Regions from separate parts of the Homo sapiens genome. Here region 1 is linked to region 2. A link is an interaction called in ENCODE POLR2A ChIA-PET data of the cell type or tissue named here. Cell type or tissue: PC-3. All regions are shown on one strand. Links, peaks and the distances in the headings refer to the core of each region. The heading gives the core; the rest is flanking DNA. Region 1 holds the start of MIR5689HG (MIR5689 host gene). Region 2 overlaps GCNT2 (glucosaminyl (N-acetyl) transferase 2 (I blood group)).

Region 1 (16,111 bases), core at 3,640-11,639, 150 kb after region 2:
TGTTTTTTAAATGTTTGCATATATATAATATGTACATAAATTCATAGAAAAGAAACTAAAGGGAAGTGAAAGTATTGATGGTGAGTAACTTTGGTAAAAGAAGGTCCAGGCATGTGGCTCATGCCTATAATCCCAGCACTTTGGGAGGCCGAGGCAGGATAATTGCTTGAGGTCAGGAGTTCGAGACTAGCCTAGGTAACATAGTAAAACCCTGCCCCTACAAAAAATTAAAATATTAGCCAGGTGTGATGGTGCACATAGTCCTGTCATCCTAGCTACTTGGGAGGCTGAGGCAGGAGGATTGCTTGAGCCCAGGAATTTGAGGCTACAGTGAGCTATGATTGTGTCACTGCACTCCAGCCTAGGCAACCGAGTGAGACTCCATTTCTAAAAGAAATTAATTAATTAATAAAAATGAAGAGAATGCTCAGCAGACTTCTGAATTCTTTGAGTGTTCACAAGAAAAATAAATTCATGTATCACATGTCCTATAAAAGAAAAAGGGGTTGGGGTTGCTTTTGCATATAAAGCAAGCTAGTTTCAACCGAACTCTCTGTCCACTGGAGAAAAGTGCTTGCCACAGAAAACTGTTTTTCTGGTTCACTGAGGTATAATTGACAAATAACAAGTACATATATCCAAGGTGCACAATGTGATGTTTTGATATAAGTATACACTGTGAAAGGATTATTACAACCAATTTGTAGTAATTAACTTGATGAATTAACATATTCATCAAGTATATAGTACATTATTATTAACTGTAGTCACCATGCTGTGCTTTCCATCTCAGAAAACTTAGAGTATTACCCTAAAGTTAACTATGACCATTTAGAAGTTTGCTTTAAAACACTGCTTTTCAAATTTTACTGTGGAAACAAATCGCTTGGGGATCTTGTTAAAATTTGGATTCTGAATCAGTAGGTCTAGAGTGGGGCCTGAGATTCTGTCTTTCTGACAATCTCCCCAGGTGACACCAATGCTGCTGGTCCCTGAAGCACGCTTTTGGTGGCAAGGTTTCCAGAGAGCTGAGGCTCCTGTATTTCTTTACAATCCAGACATCAGTTTCCCCTCCTTGTCATCACAATTCAGTGCATTTACCATTATATGGGGCTTTATATCCCTAGAGAATCAGAACACATGTTGTGGAAAATTGGCTGAGTTGCATCAAAATGCATTGGTTTGGCCTCAGACGTGTTGCCTGTATCTGTAGCTGTATTTCAGTTCCAATAAATGCATGTGTGTGGGTCTCAGGTAAACATATTGGTTTAAATGAAAATTCACTGCTTGGGAAACAAAAATAGGATTGCAATGAAAACACATTGCATTAAGTATTTTACATAATTCCCACAAACAGATGCTAGGAAATAATGTTTTGGTTTCAGTGGCAGTTCATTGAATTCACTGGTATGCTATTTGTATCTCTGAATATGTATGAGTTTTGATGAAAATGCATTGTGGAAAGAAATCAGTCAAGCTCTTCCTATACAGTCCAGCTATAATGTTCTTGTAAATTTTATGTTGCTATACCATCTTTTGTCTTGTTTATGAATACATATTCTTTTTAATGTTCCATATTGCTTAGTGTTGCAGTAAATATAACCATTTTGTTTGTGTCTTGAGTTTCTCATGTAGTGGATACATACACTGAACATTAAAGAATATAAATGTGACTAAAATCTGTTATATTAACTAGAAGATGCCTTTATTTTTTATCTCAAAATATTATTATTTCTGCATTGACTTTTATATAGAAAGAGACATTCTAAAAATTATTGGACTAAATCTAGAATCAATTTTGAAATCATAATACCATACACTAAACAGATGGAAATATCGGCAATATTTGATCAAATACTTGGTGTAATTACAGTAAAGCAATTTACAGAACTGATGAGAACAGAATTACAATTTGTATCAAATTAATGCCCTGAAACAAAACTACATTAATTGTTATATCATGTTAGTGATCTCTGTTGCTACCCAAAGACTAAATGGTCGGGGGAGGAAAAGGGGCAAGAAATTTAATTTCATTTAAATTGTGACAGTGTTCCTATACAGTATTTTATTCACTTGAATGGGTCAAAAGAATACCGCATGCTCAGCCAATTATCTGCTATGCAAAATTATTCTTAATTCTATGTGAGAATTGTAGACAGTGGGTTGAGGAGGTGGAAGTAAAAGCTGCATAGATGCAAATAGTTAAAGGTCGTTATCTACGTACCAAATCTAACTCGAGAAGAAAATCTTAAGATACTGTTTTATAGCTGAATGTGCTTCACCCACAGAGGAGCTCAGCGTTATCCCTGGGCCTTGGAAATAAGGGTGCAATGGACTGAATGCTTATCTCCCCTCCAAATTCATACACTGGTATTCTAATCCCCAAGGTGATGGTATTAGCAGATGGGGCCTTTGGGAGGTGACTAGGACATGAGGGTGGAGCACTTGTGAGTGGGATTAGTGCCCTTACAGAGAGACTGCAGAGAGCTCCCTTGCCCCTTCCACCATGTGAGGACACAGGGAGAAGATGGCTGTCTGTGAACTGGGAAACAGGCCCTCATCAGACACTGAGTCAGCTGAGGTATTGATCTTGGACTTCCCAGCCTTCAGAACTGTGAGAAATAAATTTCTGTTTAAAAGACACCCAGTTTCAGGTATTTTTGCCATAGTAGCCCAAACAGACTAACAGTGGATATAATTTTGTTGAGCCAGTTATAAAATCCAAGTCCAAGTCAAAACTGCAGGCTGATATTAGCTGGGCATGGTGGTGCATGCCTGTAGTTCCAGCTACTCCAGAGGCGGAGGTGGGAGGATGGCTTGGGCCCCAGAGGTCAAGGCTGCTGTGAGTGGTGATCACACCAATGCACACCAGCCTGGGGGACAGAGCAAGACCCTGTCTGAAAAACACAAAAATACAAAAAACTTGCAGGCTCCAAAACTACCTGAACTTCAACCTACCTTCTTTCAATACAATGCCCAGAACATAGTCTCTCTCAATGACCCAGTCAAGCTTAAAAAAAAAAAAAAGAAAAAAAAAGCATCACCACTTCTCTCTTCAAAATCTAGCCTTGATATATATTTTGAGGGGATGCATTCTGAAGTGTGTCAGCATGATACATCGTATCATCTGCAACTTACTTTCAAATGGCTTAGGAAAAAAATATGGTATCTGCTGTCTATTTATCTACCTACCTATCTATCAAGAGATAAGCAAACATGATGAAATAATAACAGTTGTTAAATCCATGTGAGGGGTATTTGGCTGTTTGTGTGCTATTTTTCAGCTTTTCTGATTGAGCTTACTTTTTTAAAAAGGCAGGAAAAAGTATGTGGCCTTGACTGTGAAGACAGACAAGAAACAGCTGAGCCCCTCTTGTTTCTCGATACATCAAAAATGCGGGACACATGGTCAGTGCTAATACATAGTCCTTAAACTTAAGAAGTTCCTAAAAATTAACTTTGCTTGTGGAGTGTCAAACCGGAAATCAGTTAAAACAAAGAAAAATTTGAGATTTTTCTGGGGAAAAAAATTTCATCTTGATTTTCTGAGTTACCCCAGCCCACTGTCCCTGAATACGCCTCTTGTCCTGGTAAAGGGTGTCACCCTTGTCCCCCAGGATCTCTGTTTTTCTTTTGAGACAGAGTTTCACTCTTGTCTCCCGGCTAGAGAGCAATGGCACGATCTTGGCTCACTGAAACCTCTGCCTCCCAGGTTCAAGCGATTCTCCTGCCTCAGCCTCCCAAGTAGCTGGGATTACAGGCATGCACCACCATGCCTGGCTAACTTTTTGTATTTTTAGTAGAGATGGGGTTTCACCATATTGAGCAGGCTGGTCTTGAACTCCTGACCTCATGATCCACCCATCTTGGCCTCCCAAAGTGCTGGGATTACAGGTGTGAGCCACTGCGCCCGGCCCAGGATCTCTTATACAGTAGAATTCTACTCTGTTATTAAAGAGGTAAGCATAAGCTATTCCAAAACCAAGAAAGAACACAACCCTAAGTGCCCAGAATGGTGAACAATTAAAGAGCTTTAACTGCTTGCCAGAGTCTTTATGTTACTTACATAGAAACCTATAAAAGAGGCCGGGTGTGGTGGCTCATGCCTGTAATCCCAGCACTTTGGGAGGCCGAGGTGGGTGGATCACGAGGTCAGGAGTTCGAGACCAGCCTGGTCAATATGGTGAAACCCCATCTCTACTAAAAATACAAAAGTTAGCCAGGCATGGTGGCGCACACTTGTAGTCCCAGCTACTCAGGTGGCTGAGTCACGAGAATCTCTTGAACCTGGGAAGTGGAGGTTGCAGTGAGCCAAGTTCATGCTACTGCACTCCAGCCTGGGCAATGGAGTGAGATTGTCAAAAAAAAGAACAGGCCAAGGAAAATAAATGGAGACAGGGTCTGCATGTACTACAGGTGAAAGAAATTTTCAGAAACTACAAAAAAGATTAGCTGGGCCCGTAGTCCCAGTTACTCGGGACGCTGAGGCAGAAGAATCACTTGAACCCGAGAGGCGGAGGTGGCAGTGAACCGAGATGGCGCCACTGCACTCCAGCCTGGGCGACAGGGCGAGACTCCGTCTCAAAAACAAAAACAGAAACAAAAACCTATAAAAGAGAATAGCCCTGTAAGTTTTTGAGAAGTAATGCATTTTGGGGAAGAGTCATGCTCGTTTCCTCCAACCTCTGAGAAAAACACAATTGTTCTAGATACTTCTCCAGTGTTAATTCAAAGATGGCAGTGGTAATACAAAAGTGGCTGAGTCACGTGTCAAGTCAAAAAGCTAGTCTTAGATATGACTTTAAATTTCTCTTTTTCATCCCTTTGGTCCTTTAGAAACATTCACTGGAATGAGTATTAAAGTCTGATAATTTCAGACACTTGTTTATTCTTTGGCCTAAGTATATACCCTCACGGAGTTTTCTGTAATATTCATGTCAGAATCATTCCTTTATAGTTTCTGCAGTCATTGGTTGAGGAATGTCTTATTCATTTCATTCATTCAAAAAGCTTTTATTGAAGCTCTATGATATGCCAGTGTTTGGGAAACGAATGCAATATAAGAGCCTTCCATTACTGACAGATTTTTCTCCTTGCAACTTCTCTGCCTTCCCACTGCCCCAACTTCATGGGAATACCTCCTACAGAAATATGTAAGTTATAGCAGAAGCTCTTTGTTAGAACTCCTAATTCTAATTCGAGATCAATTTTTTTCAACATTTTATTATAAAACCTTTTAAGCATAGCTCAGAATTGAAGAAACTGTACGGTGAACACTCATATGCTCACCAGCTAGATTCAACAATAAACATTCTTCTGTACTTCATTTACTATTTATCCATTTATCCAGCTGTTTATCCACCCACCAATCTATCTTGTCTTTTTTTTTTTTTTTTCTGAGATGGAGTCTCACTCTGTTGCCCAGGCTGGAGTGCAGTGGCATGATCTCGGCTCACTGCAACCTCTGCCTCCCGGGCTCAAGTGACTCTCCTGCCTCAGCCTTTTGAGTAGCTGGGATTACAGGTGTGCACCACCATGCCCGGCTAATTTTTGTATTTTTAGTAGAGACGGGGTCTCATCATGTTGGCCAGCCTGGTATTGAACTTCTGACCTCAGGTGATCCACCCGCCTTGGCCTCCCAAAGCATCTTGTCTTTTTAATGCATTTCTAAGTATGTTGCAGTCAGCAATACACTTCTCCCCATATGTTCCAACATGCATATCTTTTATTAGAGTTCAATGTTGGTTGATTTCTTCTTCTTTTGAGGTAAAATTTAAATACAAAAAATGCACAGTTTATAAGTGTGCCATTCAGCAAGTTGCAAGGAAGGCCATGTATACAAGCAAGGCAAACCCCTGGTGAGATCCAGTACCTTAAGACTGCCCTGAAAGCTCCCCTGCACAGCTGGTCCCCAACCCCATGGCCCAACTCCCAAAGGTAACCCTTTCTCTGGATTCCCCTGCCCCCACCTTAGATTAGTCCATAGATTAGTTTTGCTTGTTCTAGGATGATAAATATATAAACAGTATGTGCTTTCTTGTGTAAGGCTTCTTCCATTCAGTACAACATTTTTGGAATTCATCATGATGTTGTATGTATCAATGGTTCCTCCCCCCACCCCCCCTTTTTTTTTGAGACAGAGTCACCCAGGCTGGAGTGCAGTGGCACAATCTCAGCTCACTGCAACCTCTGCCTCCTGGATTCAAGCTGATTCTCCTGCCTCAGCCTTTCGAGTAGCTGGGATTGGAGGTGCGTGCCACCACACCTGACTATTTTTGTATTTTTAGTAGAGATGGGGTTTCACCATGTTGGCCAGGCTGGTCTCGAACTCTTGACCCCAGGTGATCCACCCACCTCGGCCTCCCAATGTGCTGGGATTACAGGTGTGAGCCACCGCGCCCAGCCGGTTCCTCCCTTTTTTATTGTGTAGTATTTCATTGTCTGAATTTACCACAGTTAGTTTATTCATTCTCCTATTGGTTGTTTTCAGCTTTCAGTTATTTATGAATAAAGCTATGGACATTTTTGAACAAGCCTCTTTGAGGACATATGCTTTTATTTCTCCCGGGTGAGTAACCTAGGTGTGGAATTGCCAGGTCATAATGTAGGTGCAGTCAGCCTTCCCTATCCGTGGGTTCCACATTCATGGACTCAGCAAATATTCATGAATTCAATAAAAAATCAAGGGGTGGGAGGAAAGGATGATCATGTCTGTATGGAATATGTATAGACTTTTTTCTTGTTATTATTTCCTAAACTGTATACAGTATAATTATGCTCACTATCTGAGTGATGGGATCAATTGAACTCCAAACCTCAGCATCATGCAATACACTTATATAACAAACCTGCATATGTACCACCTGAATCTAAAATGAAAGTGGAAATTATTTTTTTAAATACAGTATAACAACTGTTTACATAGTCTTCACCTTGTACTAGGTATTATAAGTAATCTAGAGATGATTTAAAGTATACAGGAGGATGTGTGTGGGTTATATGCAAGTACTACCCTGCTTTATATCAGATTCCTGAGCATCTGTGATTTTGGTACTTGCAGGGAGACCTGGAACCAGTCCCCTGCAGATACTGATGGACAACTGTATATGTTTAGTTTTAAAAGAAATTGTGGGCTGGGCATGGTGGCTCACGTCTGTAATCCTAGCACTTTGGGAAGCCGAGGTGGGCGGATCACTTGAGGTCAGGAGTTTGAAACCAGCCTGGCCAACATGGTGAAACCCTGTCTCTACTAAAAATACCAAAAAATTAGCCGGGAGTAGTGGCAGGCGCCTGTAATCCAAGCTACTCAGGAGGCTGAGGCAGGAGAATTGCTTGAACCTGGGAGGCAGAGATTGCAGCGAGCCAAGATCACGCTACTACACTCCAGCCTGGGGGACAAGAGTGAGACTCTGTCTCACAAAAAAAAAAAAAAAGTAAATTGCAAAATCCTTTTCAAGATGTATTTTTAAATCGATAAAACACTAACTTAGTATACATTTAGATTAAGAAAAACATTACTATATAGGTTGACCAATGTGATATGGTTTGGCTCCGTGTGGCCACACAAATCTCATGCAAATTGTAATTCCTAATGTTGGGGGAGGGACCTGGTGGGAGGTGATTGGCTCATGGGGGAGAATTTCCCCCTTGCTGTCCTCATGATAGTGAGTGAGTTCTCATGAGATCTGGTGGCTTAAAAGTGTGTAGCGCTTCCCCCTTTGCTCTCTCTCCTGTTGCCATGTGAAGATGTGCTTGCTTCCCCTTTGCCCCATGCCGTGACTGCAAGTGTCCTGAGGCCTCCTCAGCTGTGCTTCCTGTACAGTCTACGGAACTGAGTCAATTAAACTTCTCTTCATATATTACCCAGTCTCAGGTATTTTTTTTTTATAGCACTGTGAGAACAGACTAATACATAATGCTAAATGTCTCAACATTCTCTACTCTTTGGGTGAATATTTGCTTACGTAAGCTGTGGAGAGAAGAAAATTAACAAAGCTAGGGAAAGCTCTCTGGGCCACCATCCACTACTAGTGTTGCCTTAATTATTAATCCTACATCATTTTAGAGTTTGTACTTCAATGGCAATGCGTATTCCTCCAGGAATGGAATGCAGTTTCATCAGAACTTTCTCCTGACACGCCTTGTGGCTCTGAGTCACAGACGTTTTTCTTAAAGGGAGTGTCTTTCATCTCAGGGCCTCAAGCTGCCCGTCATTCCCCCATAGTCCAGAGATCCCCCTCCCCTGTGATCACATTCCAGCTTGCACCCTGTCTCCTCACTCCCTTTCCTTCTATTTCCTGCAGCCACTGCTGAACTACCGCATGCCAGCTCTCTGGCTTTCTAGGGTTTGCCATTTCACAAGGCTTAGCCTCAGATTTTATAAGGTTTATTGGTAAATTGCAGAATGAGAGGTTTTATCTTGTGTTACAGGAATTTCAGGCAGAAGCAAGCAGATGGCGTAACAGGCCAGTCCAAGCACAACACAATCCACAGGCCAGGGCTCAAAGCTCATGTTACCTGCCTCTACCAGGCACTGAGCTGACACCCTGGGCACACCTCTCAATCTCCCAGTCTTCCTCTTGCAGGAAAGAAAAGTTAAGCATTCCAGCAAAAGAAACTACCATCAGAGTGAACAAGCAACCTACGAAATGGGAGAAAATTTTTGCAACCTACTCATCTGACAAAGGGCTAATATCCAGAATCTACAATGAACTCAAACAAATTTACAAGAAAAAAATAAACAACCCCATCAAAAAGTGGGCGAAGGATATGAACAGACACTTCTCAAAAGAAGACATTTATGCAGCCAAAAAACACATGAAAAAATGCTCATCATCACTGGCCATCAGAGAAATGCAAATCAAAACCACAATGAGATACCATCTCACACCAGTTAGAATGGTGATCATTAAAAAGTCAGGAAACAACAGGTGCTGGAGAGGATGTGGAGAAATAGGAACACTTTTACACTGTTGGTGGGACCGTAAACTAGTTCAACCATTGTGGAAGTCAGTGTGGCGATTCCTCAGGGATCTAGAACTACAAATACCATTTGACCCAGCCATCCCATTACTGGGTATATACCCAAAGGATTATAAATCATGCTGCTATAAAGACACATGCACACGTAGGTTTATTGCGGCACTATTCACAATAGCAAAGACTTGGAACCAACCCAAATGTCCAACAATGATAGACTGGATTAAGAAAATGTGGCACATATACACCATGGAATACTATGCAGCCATAAAAAATGATGAGTTCATGTCCTTTGTAGGGACATGGATGAAACTGGAAACCATCATCCTCAGCAAACTATCACAAGGACAAAAAACCAAACACCGCATGTTCTCACTCATAGGTGGGAATTGAACAATGAGAACACATGGACACAGGAAGGGGAACATCACACTCCGGGGACTGTTGTGGGGTGGGGGGAGGGGGGAGGGATAGCATTTGGAGATATACCTAATGCTAAATGACGAGTTAATGGGTGCAGCACACCAACATGGCACATGTATACATATGTAACAAACCTGCACATTGCGCACATGTACCCTAAAACTTAAAGTATAATAATAATAAAATAAAAAACAAAATAAATAAATAAATAAACATCTAAAAAAAAGAAAAGTTAAGCATTCCAAAGTGTTCAGCTGATTTGAGCATTTTGTCCAGGACATCTGATTCCAATGTTTGAATGTGTGTGTGTGTGTGTGTGTGTGTGTATGTGTGTATATACATTTAGAGAGGGGGTCTCCCTGTGTTGTCCAGGCTGGCCTTGAACTCCTGAGTTCAAGCGTGGTAGCACACACCTGTAGTCCTAGATACTCACCCTCCTGAGTATCTAGGACTACAGGTGTATGCTACCACGCTGGAATTAAATGTGTATTTTGCATTTGTAAATTTATTGACATAAGTGACAGAGTCCAGGCATATAATAAAACTGGTGACTCTGAAGAACAAATATTTCATTTTCTTCCATTTTCTCTCGGTTCTTGCAAACTTTCCTGAAATCTTGTCTCAGCTGAGAAACATGTTCTCACCATATAGTCATGTGAAGGGTGAAACTCATCTTCCCAGTGGTCATAATGAACACAGCTCATATTGTCCAGGTCTTTTCTTCCACTAGAGGGATTTTAACTGCCCTCCACTTTATTCTCCCAATAAACTTTTAGTTAAAAAGCTTAAATGTGGCCAGGTAATGTGGCTCATGCCTGTAATCCTAGTACTTTGGGAGGCCGAGGAGGGTGGATTACCTGAGGTCAGGAGTTCGAGACCAGCCTGGCCAACACGTCGAAATCCTGACTCTACTAAAAATACAAAAATTAGCCATGCATGGTGGTGCACGCCTTTAATCCCAGCTACTCGGGAGGCTGAGGCAGAAGAATCGCTTGAACCTGGGAGGTGGAGGTTGCAGTGAGCCAAGATCACGCCATTGCACTCCAGCCTGAGAGACAGAACAAGACTCCATCTCAAAAAAAAAAAAAAAAAAAGCTTAAATGTTCTCACCACACACACATAGAAATGGTAACTGTGTGAGGTGATGGATGTGTGAATTTGAATTAGCTTGATTATGGTATCTCACCTCACAAGATAGACATATATCAAAACATTGCATTGTACACATTTTAGTTGTATATATATAGTTGCATATACATATCTATACATATCTTTTAGTTGTATATATTCAAGCTACAGGGGAGGGAAACTTTTAGCCACAAAGCAGATCCAGTTGGAAAATCTTAACATCAAATGCTAGTTTTTGCATGTAATTTTTTTCTTTAAAAAATACATGGCCATAATATAAAATTCAAAAGGCAAAATGGTAAGTTGCAAAGCTTGTCTCTCTTCCTTTCCCCTAGTCATCAGATCTTCCCAAAGACACCTATACATACTGTTACTAGGTACTTGTGTATTTCTAGACATCCCAAACTTTTCTTAACATATACAGATTATATATTCTCCTCATCACATAAATGTTAGCATACTATGAAAGAGACAGCAAGTCGCCTGTCTCAACATCCATTCTCCCACTTTCTTTCTTTGTTGATATGGGGTTTTGCTCTGCCACCCAGGCTGGAGTGCAGTGGCATGAACAAAGGCTCAGCACAGCCTTGACCTCTTGCCTCAGCCTCCTGAGTAGCTGGGACTACAGGCACGCACCATCTGGCTAATTTTTAAATTTTTGTAGAGACAGAGTTTCACCATGTTGCCCAGACTGGTCTCAAACTCCTGGGCCTAAGGGATCCTTTCACCTTGGCCTCTCAAAGTGATGGGATTACAGGAGTGAGCCACTGGCGTCTGATCTCCTCACTCTTTTTATAACAGCCGTCCAAATGTATTTGAAGCCACTCATTGCTGTCCAGCAAAAAACTGCATTTCTCAGCCTTTCTGTTAGCTAATAATGCAGGCTATGTAACTAAGTTTTCGATACTGGAGTGGAAGATACTAGAATGTAACATTTGTCAGATCTTTTGCCTTTCTGCTGGCTGGGATGTGGACGTGATGACTGGAGCTTAAGCAGCTTTCTTGGACTGTAAAACAGCCCACTTGGGATGGCAGAGCAACAAGATGGAGGAAATTAGGTCCTGAGAATGATGGAGTTCCCTTATAAGCCATGGCCCTGTCCATATCTGTTTTGTTGTTGTTGTTTTTTAGCAGTTGAAACAGCTTAAACACCATAACAAGCTCACTGTTACTTGCAGCAAAATACAATTCCTTTTTTAAACATACGTAATTTTTATTTGTCAGTTATACCTTAATGAAAAATGTAATAGTCAAAACAAATGATATATTTGGAAATTTTTAAATATACACTTATAAGTAAAGCCATGGATCAAAAAATAAGTCACACTGAAAACTAGAAAACATTTTGAATTGACAATTGTGAAAATGCCACATGCCAAATATTGTGGCATTTCACAAAATCTACTTTGAGTGAAATGTATAGCGCAAAAGCCTATAAATGCTGACATTTAAGAAGTGGGAAAACATTTTTTTTAATTAGCTAGTCATCCAAATTAGAATTAGAAAACAACAGCAAAATAAATTCAAAGATCAAAAATGAAAAATTAATGTAAGAGCAGAAGTAAATAAATACAACTAAAATTTATAATATAGAGCATTACAAAGACAAGCAGTTCTTTAAAAAGCCTAACACAATTGAAAAACCTGTAAGCAAGAGTGAAAAAGTGAAAAAAGAAAGGACACAAATAAACTATATTAAGAATGTAAGGGGGCTCGGCCCAGTGGCTCATGCCTGTAATCCCAGCATTTTGGGAGGCCAAGGCAGGAAGATCACTGGAGGTCAGGAGCTTGAGGCCAGCCTGGCCAACATGGTGAAAACCCATCTCTACTAAAATTATAAAAAAAATTAGCTGGGCGTGGTGGCATATGCCTACAGTCCTAGCTACTCGGGAAGCTGAGGCAGGAGAATGGCTTGAACCTGGGAGGCGGAGGTTGCAGTGAGCCACGATCAAGCCACTGCACTCCAGCCTGGGCCACAGAGGGAGACTCTGCTTCAAAAAACAACAAAGACAACAACAACAAAACAACAACAACAAAGAATGTAAGAGGGGCCAGGCGGGCTGGCTCACACCTGTAGTTCCAACGCTTTGGGAGGCTGAGGCAGAAGGATCACTTGAGCCCAGGAGTTTGAAACTGGTCTAGGCAACATAGTGAGACACTGTCTCTCCAAAAAAAAAAAAAGTAAGAGGGGACATAAATGTAGAAGCTGTAGACATGAAAGAGATAATAAAATTTTTCTATTTACAGGCAGTTTTATAAAAATGAATTACAAAATATAGATGAGATATGTTCTATTAAACATATAAGGTATGGTATACTACAGTAAAACACAATTCTTAACACATGTGTATACCATACCTAGTGCACTACACCTTGCTTTCTTCCTTAACAATATGTCTTGGAAATGAATCTGTAGAGTACATAGAGAACTGCCTCATTCCTTGTAATGACTGAATGTTATTCCTTTATACGACTGACCCATCATTTATTTAAATGTGTCTTATTGATAGCATTTAGACTGTTTCCAGTCTTTGCTATTATTAAAAAAGTCACGATATATAAACCCATCATTTCGCACACTTGCAACTCCATCTGTAGGATAAATTCCAACAAGTGGAGTCGCTAGGTTCAAAGGTGTGCTCATATTTATTTGGATCGATTTCACAAAGAAGCTATACCATATTACACTACTCCCATCAAAGTATAAGAATGCCTACTGCGGCCGGGCGCGGTGGCTCATGCCTGTAATCCCAGCACTTTGGGAGGCCGAGGCGGGCGGATCACGAGGTCAGGAGATGGAAACCATCCTGGCTAACACAGTGAAACCCTGTCTCTACTAAAAATACAAAAAAATTAGCCGGGCGCGGTGGCGAGTGGGCGACGGAGCGAGATTCCGTCTCAAAAAAAAAAAAAGAATGCCTATGGAGTCTCCTAAGAACAGCATCATCAAGGCCACCACATTCCAATATCTGTTGCACTTCTCTCATAAAGCTGAGCACCTTTTTCTTGCTGCATAGCCTTGTAACCAACTCTATTATAATAGAACTTGTTCCTCATCATCAGCAAGTGAGCATTTGCTAGCTTCAGATCTGAAACTTTCATTTTCCACTAGTAGGCTTCCGAAAGCAACCCTCTTGGTTCACGGATTAGGTGAGCCAGAACGCCAAATAACTTATAATTGAGAAATAAAAATAAAACTAATGCGAATGAGAATTTGTCTCCAAAAGTAGAAATTTTTCCATCAATGTCTCTCTTTCCACAACTTGCATTTGTGAAATTTAGAATGAATGTCGCAAGTAGGAAAAGACTCATTCTGTCATAGTAGAATCTTTGTGTATTTCTTAGAATACTTATTGTAGGTTTAAATTGAAAACAAAATCATCCAATTTTACACTTATTAGGGAAGAAAATAATCACAGCAACATATAAGATGTTGACAAAGGGCCGGGCGCGGTGGCTCACGCCTGTAATTCCAGCACTTTGGGAGGCCGAGGTGGGTGGATCACGAGGTCAGGAGTTCGAAACCAGCCTGACCAACATGGTGAAACTCCGTCTCTACTAAAAATACAAAAATTAGCCGGGCGTGGTGGCGCGTGCCTGTAATTCCAGCTACTCAGGAGGCCAAGGCAGGAGAATCGCTTGAACCTAGGAGGCGGAGGTTGCAGTGAGCCGAGATCGCGCCACCACACTCCAGCCTGGGTAACAGAGCAAGGCTCCGTCTCAGAAAAAAAGAAAGAAAGAAAGAAAGAAAAGATATTGACAAAGAATGAGTAAAGTCCAACACATGAGCTTTGACCAAAATTCCAACAGATGGCAGTATTGGCCAACTTTTTCCTTAAAAACGTAGGTGTTTTTTTTTTTTTCCAAGATGCTAATTAAACCTTGTTAGACGCGATAGATATATTTTCTGTAATTCCTCAATGAGAATTCGTATGTGTAGTTTATTATACGTTGTGCTCTATATTGTAAAAAATAACAAAAACCCTGAAGTGGTAATATCGTAGGCAATAATAATGGAATAACCGAGGTATGAATGAACAGTTTTGAGCACTAAAACACACTAAGGGCTTTGTTATGGACTGAAATGTGTCCTCTCCCCAGAGTCACAGGATTATGAAGCCATAATCCTCAATGTGACTATATTTGGAGCAGGGGCCTTTACAGACATAATTAAATTAAATGAGGTCATAAGAGTGGGGCCCTAGTCTGATAGGACTGGTGTCCTTACAAGAAGAGGGAGAGTCCTCAGAGAGTCCTCTCTCTCGGCATGGACACAAAAGAAAAGCCATGTGAGGACACAGAGAGAAGGTGGCTGTCTACGAGCTAGGAAGAAAGGCCTCACCGGAAACCAACCCTCACAGCAGCTCCATCTTGGACTTCCAGCCTCCGGAACTGTGAGAAAATAAATGTTTGCAATTCAGGTCGGTTGTATTTTGTGAAGGCCATCCTAGCAAATGAATACTCCTAACATTGTCTCTTTAAGAGCTCACCAGCCTGAGGTAGGAATCATTCCATCTGTGTTACTAATGAGACCGCTGAGGATCAAAGGGGTGAGTAAATTGCTTAGCAGTGCCTAGGTTTTATGTAGTGAATTTGGCTAAAATGGTAGAGCTCCCTGATTCTAACCTCCCTGCAGGTTTTCCACCACATCCACTCACCTCTACATGGCGAAAACCAAGGGTTCACTCTCTGTCTTCAGGGAGCTCCACCCAGCAGCAGCGTTTGACAGAGCTGTTCACTTCCTCTTCCTGGAGCTGTGGCTTCCAGAGCCCATGCTCAGCAGTTCCCCTCCTTCTTCGACTGCTCCTCTCTTAGGTGAGTTTTGTTGGTGTCCTTCATTTCCCTGACTCTAAACATTGGAGACCTCCACGTCCAGTCTTGGGCCTCTTCCCTGTTCATCCACAAGCACTCCCTAGGTGACCTCAGCCGTGCTTATGGTTGTTGGCCACAGCGTCCAAATTGACTTTGCTGCCTCCACACTTGTCCCCCTGCCCTGACCGAGCAGCCAAGGTGACTCTGTTAAGATACGAAGCAGATCACGCCATTGCTTGACTCAAGCCCCTCCAAAGTTTCTGCTCTCAGAGGAAAAGCTAAGGTCTTTTTTTTTTTTGAGATGGAGTTTCACTCTTGTTGCCCAGACTGCAGTGCAGTGGTGTGATCTTGGCTCACTGCAACCTCCACTTCCCGGGTTCAAGCGATTCTCTTGCCTCAGCCTCCCAAGTAGCTGGGATTACAGGTGCACGCCACCACGCCCGGCTAATTTTTGTATTTTTAGTAGAGATGGGGTTTCCCCATGTTGGCCAGGCTGGTCTCGAACTCTTGACCTCAGGTGATCCACCTGCCTCGGCTTCCCAATGTGCTGGGATTACAGGCATGAGCCACAGTGCCCAGCCAAGCTAAGGTCTTTATAATGTCTCCCTTCGGTACCAACAGCTCCATCCCCCAACTCCCTTCAATTCTCAATTTCTCTTTGGCGTCCTCTGTAGCTCCTCTGTCCTTAGCTCACTCATGCCTACCACACAAGCCAGCCATGCTTCTGCCTCAGGGCCTTTGCACTCACTGGTTTCTCTGCCTGGAATGT
Region 2 (8,000 bases), core at 1-8,000:
TGAAGGAGCCTGAGTTTCTGCTTCTTTCATATCTTCCACTCAAAAAAACTTCATCACCACAACCTTCCTCTTTCTATGTGCCAGGAGTGATGCTCTTGGCTTTAGAATTAATGAGTTATAAGTTATTAAAGAGTTCATAATTCATGGCTCACAGCATGTGCCTTCTCCTCCTTTGCCACCATGAGATTAGCAGTTATTATCATTCCTTGGCTGAGAAAACCCAGTGTGGAGAATTGAAAAGATCTGTCCAAGATCGTAAGCTACAAGAAGCCATGATGTGAGCCCCCTACTCTTGGAGAGAGGGGAAGCTACCGTCTTCATTCTACCATAGCTCTCAATTCTCTGGGGACCACTGGCGGACTCTGAAGGTACATGGCCTCATGTCTAATTCATACGGCACACTGTCTCCTGCTCTTACCTCCGCTGGGATACAATAGATGGAAGCTGATAGGGAGATGGGCAAGATGCCTCTCACTGAAACACCCGGTTTCAGTCTGGTTCAGGTGCTCCCTCATTCTGGTGGAAACAACACCACATATTTTACTGAGGTAGACACAGAGAAGATTCAGGTTATTTGGGAATTGTTAGGTTTTCTCTTTTCAAGAGTCAGTTAACACTGGCCTGGGATTGCTGTTGGCTCCCTGTGTTTCCTAGCGTTGCAGTACGTGGACTGACGCGCCTGTGAACAGCGCACCTGGTACAATCGATCCCACTCACCAATGCCAGATTCTTAGTTACTCTGCTCCTCTCATTCCTTGTGCAGGATGAGCTCTGGTACTATGGGAAGCTGAGGGACGGAGGGAATTCAAGCTGCTTTTGTCTGAGTTTCAGAAAATCTTCCAGACCCTTTGTAATGGCACTTTGGGGGACTGCATTTTTTCTAGCACCTTAACAAGGGGAAATTGTTCATTGCTAATTTTCCCCTTAACGAGGGCAATTGGGTGGAATAAATACAACACTTATTTACACTTACTAGGCACCATGCGCCATTCCAGGCACTTGATATGTATTCATACATTTCATTTGCACAGTGGTAGGTAATGTTAGTATCTCCATTTTACATATACAGAAACTGAGAATCAGAGAGAGAACATAATTAGCCTCACGTCACACACACTAGGAATCTGCAAAGCTGGATTGGAAGCCAAATGATCCGGCTCCAGAGGGCCCCTTCCCTCCCCAGCACTGAATACACTACACTAGCCTTGTCCAGCTCAGCGTCCCTGGGCACATCGAGAAAATACTCTTGGAAACAAGGGGAAATGTGCTACATTAAGAACAATCAGAGAGGTGAAGATATTGTGTAAGTACTTGGTACTCAGTTTCCTCCTTTGGTCAGAATTTTACAGCACAAAAATCACCCCCACACACTGCCTAGGGTGGCTGGCCTGAGTTCTACATTGTAGCAGTAGTGGTGGTTGGCATCCAGATGTGGACACAGTGACCGTGACAAAGAGAGAAATTCAATGCCCAGAGGCCATTGTTTCATTAATCCTACTGTCCACGGTGTAATATAAATAGGAATGTCATGACATTAATATACCGTGGAGAGGGAGAAGGGGGAGAGATGGAGGTGATAACTGAATTAACAATGGCTGAGAGGGGAGATATACCCCCATAGTCTGTAACTCTCACAACAATCTCATGAAATTGGTATTGTCCTCAATTTACAGATAAGTCACCGGAAGCCCATGTTAAGATACGTTAATTGCTCAAGATCTGACAGCAGGGAAACAAAACCTAAGTCTGCCTGCCTCAAATACTTCTGCTTTTTTCACTGCATGCTCCAGAGTTAAAGCAAAATAATACAGGAATCTCTTCGGAGATGACCTAGCCCAATTTCCTCATTTTACACATGAGGAAACTGAGGCCCAGAGAGGTTAAGTGACATGCCCAAGGCCAAACAGTTATCTACAGACAAAGGTTAAAATTTAGAACAGAATTGTATAGTGTGGGTATCTAAGTCACTAGCCTCTCTTACACAGTACTCGAAAGCACTTTTTTAAAAAAAGAAAATTAAACATTCACGCATGGCTCATAATCCTTACTTTCCATTTGCTTAGTATTCTACTGTTTTTAACTGTGCAGTGTGAAGTGTTTAAAAAGTCAAAGTTCATGAGCTACTGTTCCAATCCTTAGTGTCTTCTGGGGTCATCAACACTCACATCCTGGCCAGGCGTGGTGGCTCACGCCTATAATCCCAGCACTCTGGGAGGACAAGGTGAGAGGATTGCTTGAGCCCAGGAGTTCAAGACCAGCCTGGGCAACAGAGTGAGACCCCATCTCTAACAAAAAAAGCAAAACAACAACAACAACAAAAACCCTCATAGCCTTGGAGACACCCAGAGATTCTTCTAGCCCTTTTACAAATATCTTTGAAAAGAAATGTTAGCAAGTCGTAGTCACTGCTATAAGACTGTCTCCAGACCAATTCCAGATATATTTTATGGGGTGGAAGTTGAATTAAGACAATTCCTGGCCGGGCGTGGTGGCTAGTACCTATAATCCCAGCACTCTGGGGGGCTGAGGCAAGCAGATTGCTTGAGCTCGGGAGTTTGACACCAGCCTGGGCAACATGGCAAAACCGTCTCTACTAAAAATACAAAAAATTCGCCTGGCATGGTAGGGCACACCTGTAGTCCCAGCTACTCGGAAGGCTGAGGCACGAGAATTGCTTGAGCCCAGGAGGCAGAGGTTGCAGTGAGCCGAGATCATGCCACTGCACTCCAGCCTGGGTGATAGAGTAAGATCGTGTCTCAAAAAAAAAAAAAAAAAAAAGGCAATTCCTACTTTCTAATAAATTCTCAAACACCTTAAAAACTTTCTTTAATGTCCTAAAACCAAAATTAACTGAGGCTCAGTTTGGTTAAATAACTTGTTCAGTGACTGACAAGCTGTTAAGTAGTGAGGCCTAGGATTCAAAAGATCTGTCCTATTCCAAAGTTTGTATTCTTTCATCCACATCACGCTGCAAGATCAAAGACCTCATGCAAAGTAACGAGGCTTAATAACTTAATAACTGAGGCATCTCAAATTAAATTACAGATGTGAAAAATTAACAACAATGAATCTCATAGAGAAGCCTCTGTGAGAATACGCAGTAATGGAAAATACATTCAGATTTGGCTGAAGGCAAAATATCATCGTGTCAATTCTATATTCAAACATACTTTGGACTCATTGTCTTTTTTTTTTTTAATAGAGGAAACAGAATATTCAGTCTGGAGAAGAGATGAAAACAAGGGAACTTTAATGGTTAGAGGGATACACAGGAAACAGTGTACCCCACTAACCATACAGTGGGATACCAGTGTACCCCACTAACCAATCTTCTACTCTTAGTACCATACTCCTTCCCATTTTTCCTCCAGAAAAACGGAGGCCAAGAGAATGGAAATCTTTTTTTTTTTTGAGATGGAGTCTCACTCTCTTGCCCAGCCTGGAGTGCAGTGGCGCAATCTCAGCTCACTGCAACCTCCGCCTCCTGGGTTCAAGTGATTCTCCTGCCTCAGCCTCCTGAGTGGCTGGGATTACAGGCATGCACCACCACGCCTGGCTACTTTTTGTATTTTAGTAGAGACGGGGTTTCACCACGTTGGCCAGGCTGGTCTTGAATGCCTGACCTAGTGATCCACCCGCCTAGGCCTCCCAAAGTGCTAGGATTACAGGTGTGAGTCACTGCACCCAGCTGAATGGAAATCTTAACAAACCGCATTCTGCCTCCTACTTTGAATGCCTAAAGAGCTTGTGCTTGTAGATTCAGCTTTGTTGCTGAAAAACAAAGAAAAAGAAAACTCAGTCCGGTTCATGTAGTATAGCCTAAAAGGTGAAGTTGGATAAAAATATTTTTACTTTTCAGTGAACTGTTATTATGGGATGAGGAGAAAGCCTTAGTCTGGAATATCAGAATTTTGCATTTTCTTTGAAAAGAGGAAGCTACTTATTTATGAGAATTATAGTGTCAACTCAAAGATTTGTCATACATTTTCGGTTTTTTTGCTTTGAGTTTGCATAACAAGTTGATGATTGTCGAAACTGGCTGATGGGCATGTGAGGATTACAGTACTGTTCTCTGCACTGTTGTGTGTGTTTATAAGTTTTTCTATTAGAGTTTAAAAATTACTCCTCTGCAAAGAGGATGGGCAAAATTTGTTTTAACACTGAGGAAGCCAAACACTCAAAATGGGAAGATGTGGCCAAGCCAGTCAAAACCTACATAGAATAATTGTGAAAAGGCTCTCATTTTTTTTCAGATCTTGGCTATGTTGATTTCCTTTCCCAAGAAATTATATTATGACATCTTAAGTCCTTTCTGGAACATGGTACGGCTTAAGAAAAGAAAGCAACCCAACCAACCGGCCGGGCAGAGTGGCACGCCTGTAATCCCAGCACTTTGGGAGGCCGAGATGGGCAGATCACGAGGTCAGGAGATCGAGACCATCCTGGCCAACACGATGAAACCCCATCTCTACTAAAAATACAAAAAATTAGCTGGGTGTGGTGGCGGGCACCTATAGTCCCAGCTACTTGGGAGGCTGAGGCAGGAGAATGGCGTGAACCCAGGAGGTAGAGCTTGCAGTGAGCCAAGATCGCGCCACTGCACTCCAGCCTGGGGACAGAGCAAGACTCCGTCTCAAAAAATTAAAAAAAAAGAAAGAAAATAAAGCAACACAATTCCTGCTCCTTTCCTGTGATATGACTGATTTCAAAAATAGATAGCATTGACATCCTTCATGTTTTTAAGGAAACACTCTTCTAATGGATAATACACATTTCATAGTGTTATGTAAGGGGTAAGTGAAGCTTTTTGGTGGTCATAAAAAGTACATCAATAACACTAATGGAAATCAAAATGATCAAGAACAGATATCCCAGTCTGGGCAACATAGTAAAACCCCGACTCGACAAGAAATTAAAAATTAGCAGGGCATGGTGAGGCAGGCTTATAGTTCTAGCTACTGGGGAGGCTGAGGTGGGAGAATTGCTTGAGCCTGGGAAGTCGAGGCTACAGTGAGCCGTGATCACACCACTGCACTCCAGCCTGGGGAACAGAGCAGGGACCTTATCTCAAAAAAAAAAGGAACTGGTATCCACCTGAACATGTCAATTTACTTTACACATTTCCTCCTATCCATCTTTGGGTACATCTACATCTAGTTTTATATGGTTGGTGAGCCATGGCATAGACATCCTTCTATAGTGAGATTTAAATTGCTTTTATTCAACACCTTGAGGATCTCATTAGTGTAGGAACACAAGACCACATGTAGGTTTTTCTTAATAAATGTTCACATTAATAAGTGGATAAACACCTAACCTGTCATTTTACCCCATTTTTAAAATTTAATTCTCAAAACAGCCTTACTAAGTAGCCATCATTATTGTGACTACAAAATGAAGAGTTTTAGGTCAGAGTACACAAGGTCATCAAACTAACGGAGATAAAGCTAAAATTCAATATTGCATTTGTCTCACTCCAGAGCCCATAATATATCCTTAATATGAGTACATCCCAAATATCAGTTATTTGCATACCACTTTCATGAAGTCTGCCATATGCAATCAACACCATAAAGCTTTTCCTTATATCAACTAGTTTTTATTTTTACTGGTGGTTGGAAATGAACAGAATCGGCATTTGCTGCAAATCTATACATGTGCCAGTCTCTGTAAAAGATGGTCCGTGTCAGCAGTTCTCAAAGTGTGGCCCCCAGATGAGAAGCTGCAGGATAACCCAGGAAACTGTTAGAAATGCAAATTCTGGGGACTGCTCCAGACCTGCTGAATCAGAAACTTCGGGGTAGGGCCCAGAAATCTGTGCTTTAACAGGACCTGCAGAAGGTTCTGAGGCATGGCCAAGTCTAGGAACCCCTGTACTATATGCATTAGCTTATTTAATACTCACAACTTCTCTGGGAACTAAGTACTATTTATTATCTCCATCATCACAGATGAGTAAACTAAGGCTCAGTGTAAACTAACACCAGTGTCACACAGTTGGCAAGTATTGGGAGGACAGACTTACACTACGTCTGTCTCCAAAGTCGTTTACCTGATAGCATGTGGGCTCAAACAAAGGAGGATGGAAGGAGATGCTTTTGTATTGTGTAAAGAGAAATAGGGAAGAGATATGTATTTTCAAGAGATAATTTAGACGTCGAGTATATATTGATCATTGTACTATGGACATTGATATATACATATATCAATTATATATAGCTTTGATATACCACTAATATTTTATTGTTTTTAGAAGCCATCAAAATGCAATACTTCATTTAAAACAAAGACAACTGTCTAGGTGCAATGGCTCACACCTGTAATCTCAGCACTTGTAGGAGGCTGAGGAGAGAATCAATTGAGCCCTGGAGTTTGAGACCAGCCTGGGCAACATATCGAGATCCCATCTCTACACAAAATTTAAAAATGAGCCAGGTGTAGTGGTGCATACCTGTAGTCCTTGCTACTTGGCAGCCTGAGGCAGGAGGATTACTTGAGCCCAGAAGGCTGAGGCTGCAGTGAGCTAAATTAATGCCACTGCACTCCAGTCTAGGTGACAGAGGGAGACCCTATCTCAAAACAAAACAAAGACAAAAACAACTCCTGCTTCTAGAAAAAACTGTCTTATACAATCGATAAGGAATGACAGGAGGATGAATGAGTTGGAGAAATGATCTTGCCGGTTCTAAAGCAGTAGAAAGAATGCTCATCCTTTCCGCTAGAATTAAATTCATGTTCAGTTCAGCTTAGTAGATGTTTACCAATCATGATTGTACTTATACTTAATTCAATATTCACTTTATATATACTTTATACTAATATATACTTTAATCCAATTTGTCTTGTTTTATAAAATGTTGTTCTAGAGATTAGGAATTAACAGCTAATTAAGGCTGGGCGTGGTGGCTCACGCCTGTAATCCCAACACTTTGGGACCCTGAGGTGGGTGGATCACGAGGTCAAGAGATCGAGACCACCTTGGCCAACATGGTGAAACCCCATCTCTACTAAAAATATGAAAAAATTAGCTGGGCATGGTGGCACACACCTGTAGTCCCAGCTACTTGGGAGGCTGAGGCAGGAGAATTGCTTGAACCTGGGAGGCAGAGGTTGTGTGAGCCGAGACCACACCACTGCACTCCATCCTGGCGACAGAGTGGTACTCTGTCTCAAATAAATAAACAAACAAACAAACAAACAAATAAAAATAAAAGAGCTCATTAAGAGTAGCGTTTCCCAATTATTTCCTTTTTAGGGGTGGCGAACAGAAATGTTAGGGTACAGATTCTCCAATGAAGGAGATGATCCTTCCCAAATAGTACAATGGAGCCAGTGGCTGGAAACGTCACAAATGATTCTACAAATGGCTATAGCGTCAGCATAATTTACTGTGTAAATACTTTATAACCTGCCTAAGGTTTCTCTACCAGGAGCCCAGCATCTTATGATGTAGACCCATCAATCTAGGTGCTCACAAGAGCTGGGATACATTGTAAATTAAAATCTTCCCCTGTGATCCTACCTGAATTACTGACCTGGGAAGAGCCTAGAGCCCTTTACTGAAGAGGTTAAATAAGCCAGACTGGTCCACATCACTAACGCAATATTTTGAAAATCATGTTCTCATTTATTATGCATACTTAATATCATCTGGCTATCCAAAAATATTATTTTAAGAGTCTGTTCAATGGATACGAACCTATGGAAGTATCTGTTTTGTGGAATTTCTCCTTCAGCCAGAATTTATCTCCATATTGACAAGACAAATGTCAGTGTGGATTGTCCTCCAGCCCCCCCAAGTAGCGTTATTTTAGACTCGAACGTCCTGGTGACGTTTGTTAAGACATGATTCTACCCCATCATTCAACGTTTGTAATTAATTCTCAGTCACGGGTCCAATCAGCATGAGTGAATGAATCCTTTGTGGTCCTAGAAACTGAATTCAAAGTCTGGGCTGATGTAGAGAGAACACAATGCATACTTTGAAAAAGACTGGGACT

Evidence for each region. Peaks named below come from ENCODE experiments on the same cell type or tissue, not always from the same donor. Only the 100,000 strongest peaks of a DNase experiment are listed, where the experiment ranks them.
Region 1: POLR2A ChIA-PET joins it to region 2 with 10 read pairs; 4 of 35 experiments call an interaction of 5 or more read pairs at or near these places.

Annotation. Positions count from the first base shown.
Region 1 is chr6:10,433,482-10,449,592 of GRCh38, reverse strand. MIR5689HG (MIR5689 host gene) reads right to left here and starts at 15,264. Exons shown (of 4, transcript NR_132993.1): 1 at 15,189-15,264. It overlaps MIR5689 (microRNA 5689), which reads right to left and starts at 9,876; the gene lies at 9,799-9,876. LINC00518 (long intergenic non-protein coding RNA 518) reads left to right here and starts at 14,771. Exons shown (of 3, transcript NR_027793.1): 1 at 14,771-15,080; 2 at 15,167-15,345. RefSeq lists enhancers at 7,857-8,357, 8,358-8,858, 14,721-15,920. In PC-3, for the core only: CTCF peaks have their summits at 8,450 and 10,126; a DNase peak (open chromatin) is centred at 8,152; H3K4me3 peaks cover 889 bases; H3K27ac peaks cover 2,064 bases.
Region 2 is chr6:10,591,932-10,599,931 of GRCh38, reverse strand. The region is part of intron 3 of GCNT2 (glucosaminyl (N-acetyl) transferase 2 (I blood group)); the gene reads right to left. Among named protein-coding and RNA genes, the nearest start is that of GCNT2, 75 kb to the right of the region's middle. RefSeq lists an enhancer at 3,013-4,000. In PC-3, for the core only: no CTCF peak of the experiment used is centred there; a DNase peak (open chromatin) is centred at 3,701; H3K27ac peaks cover 662 bases.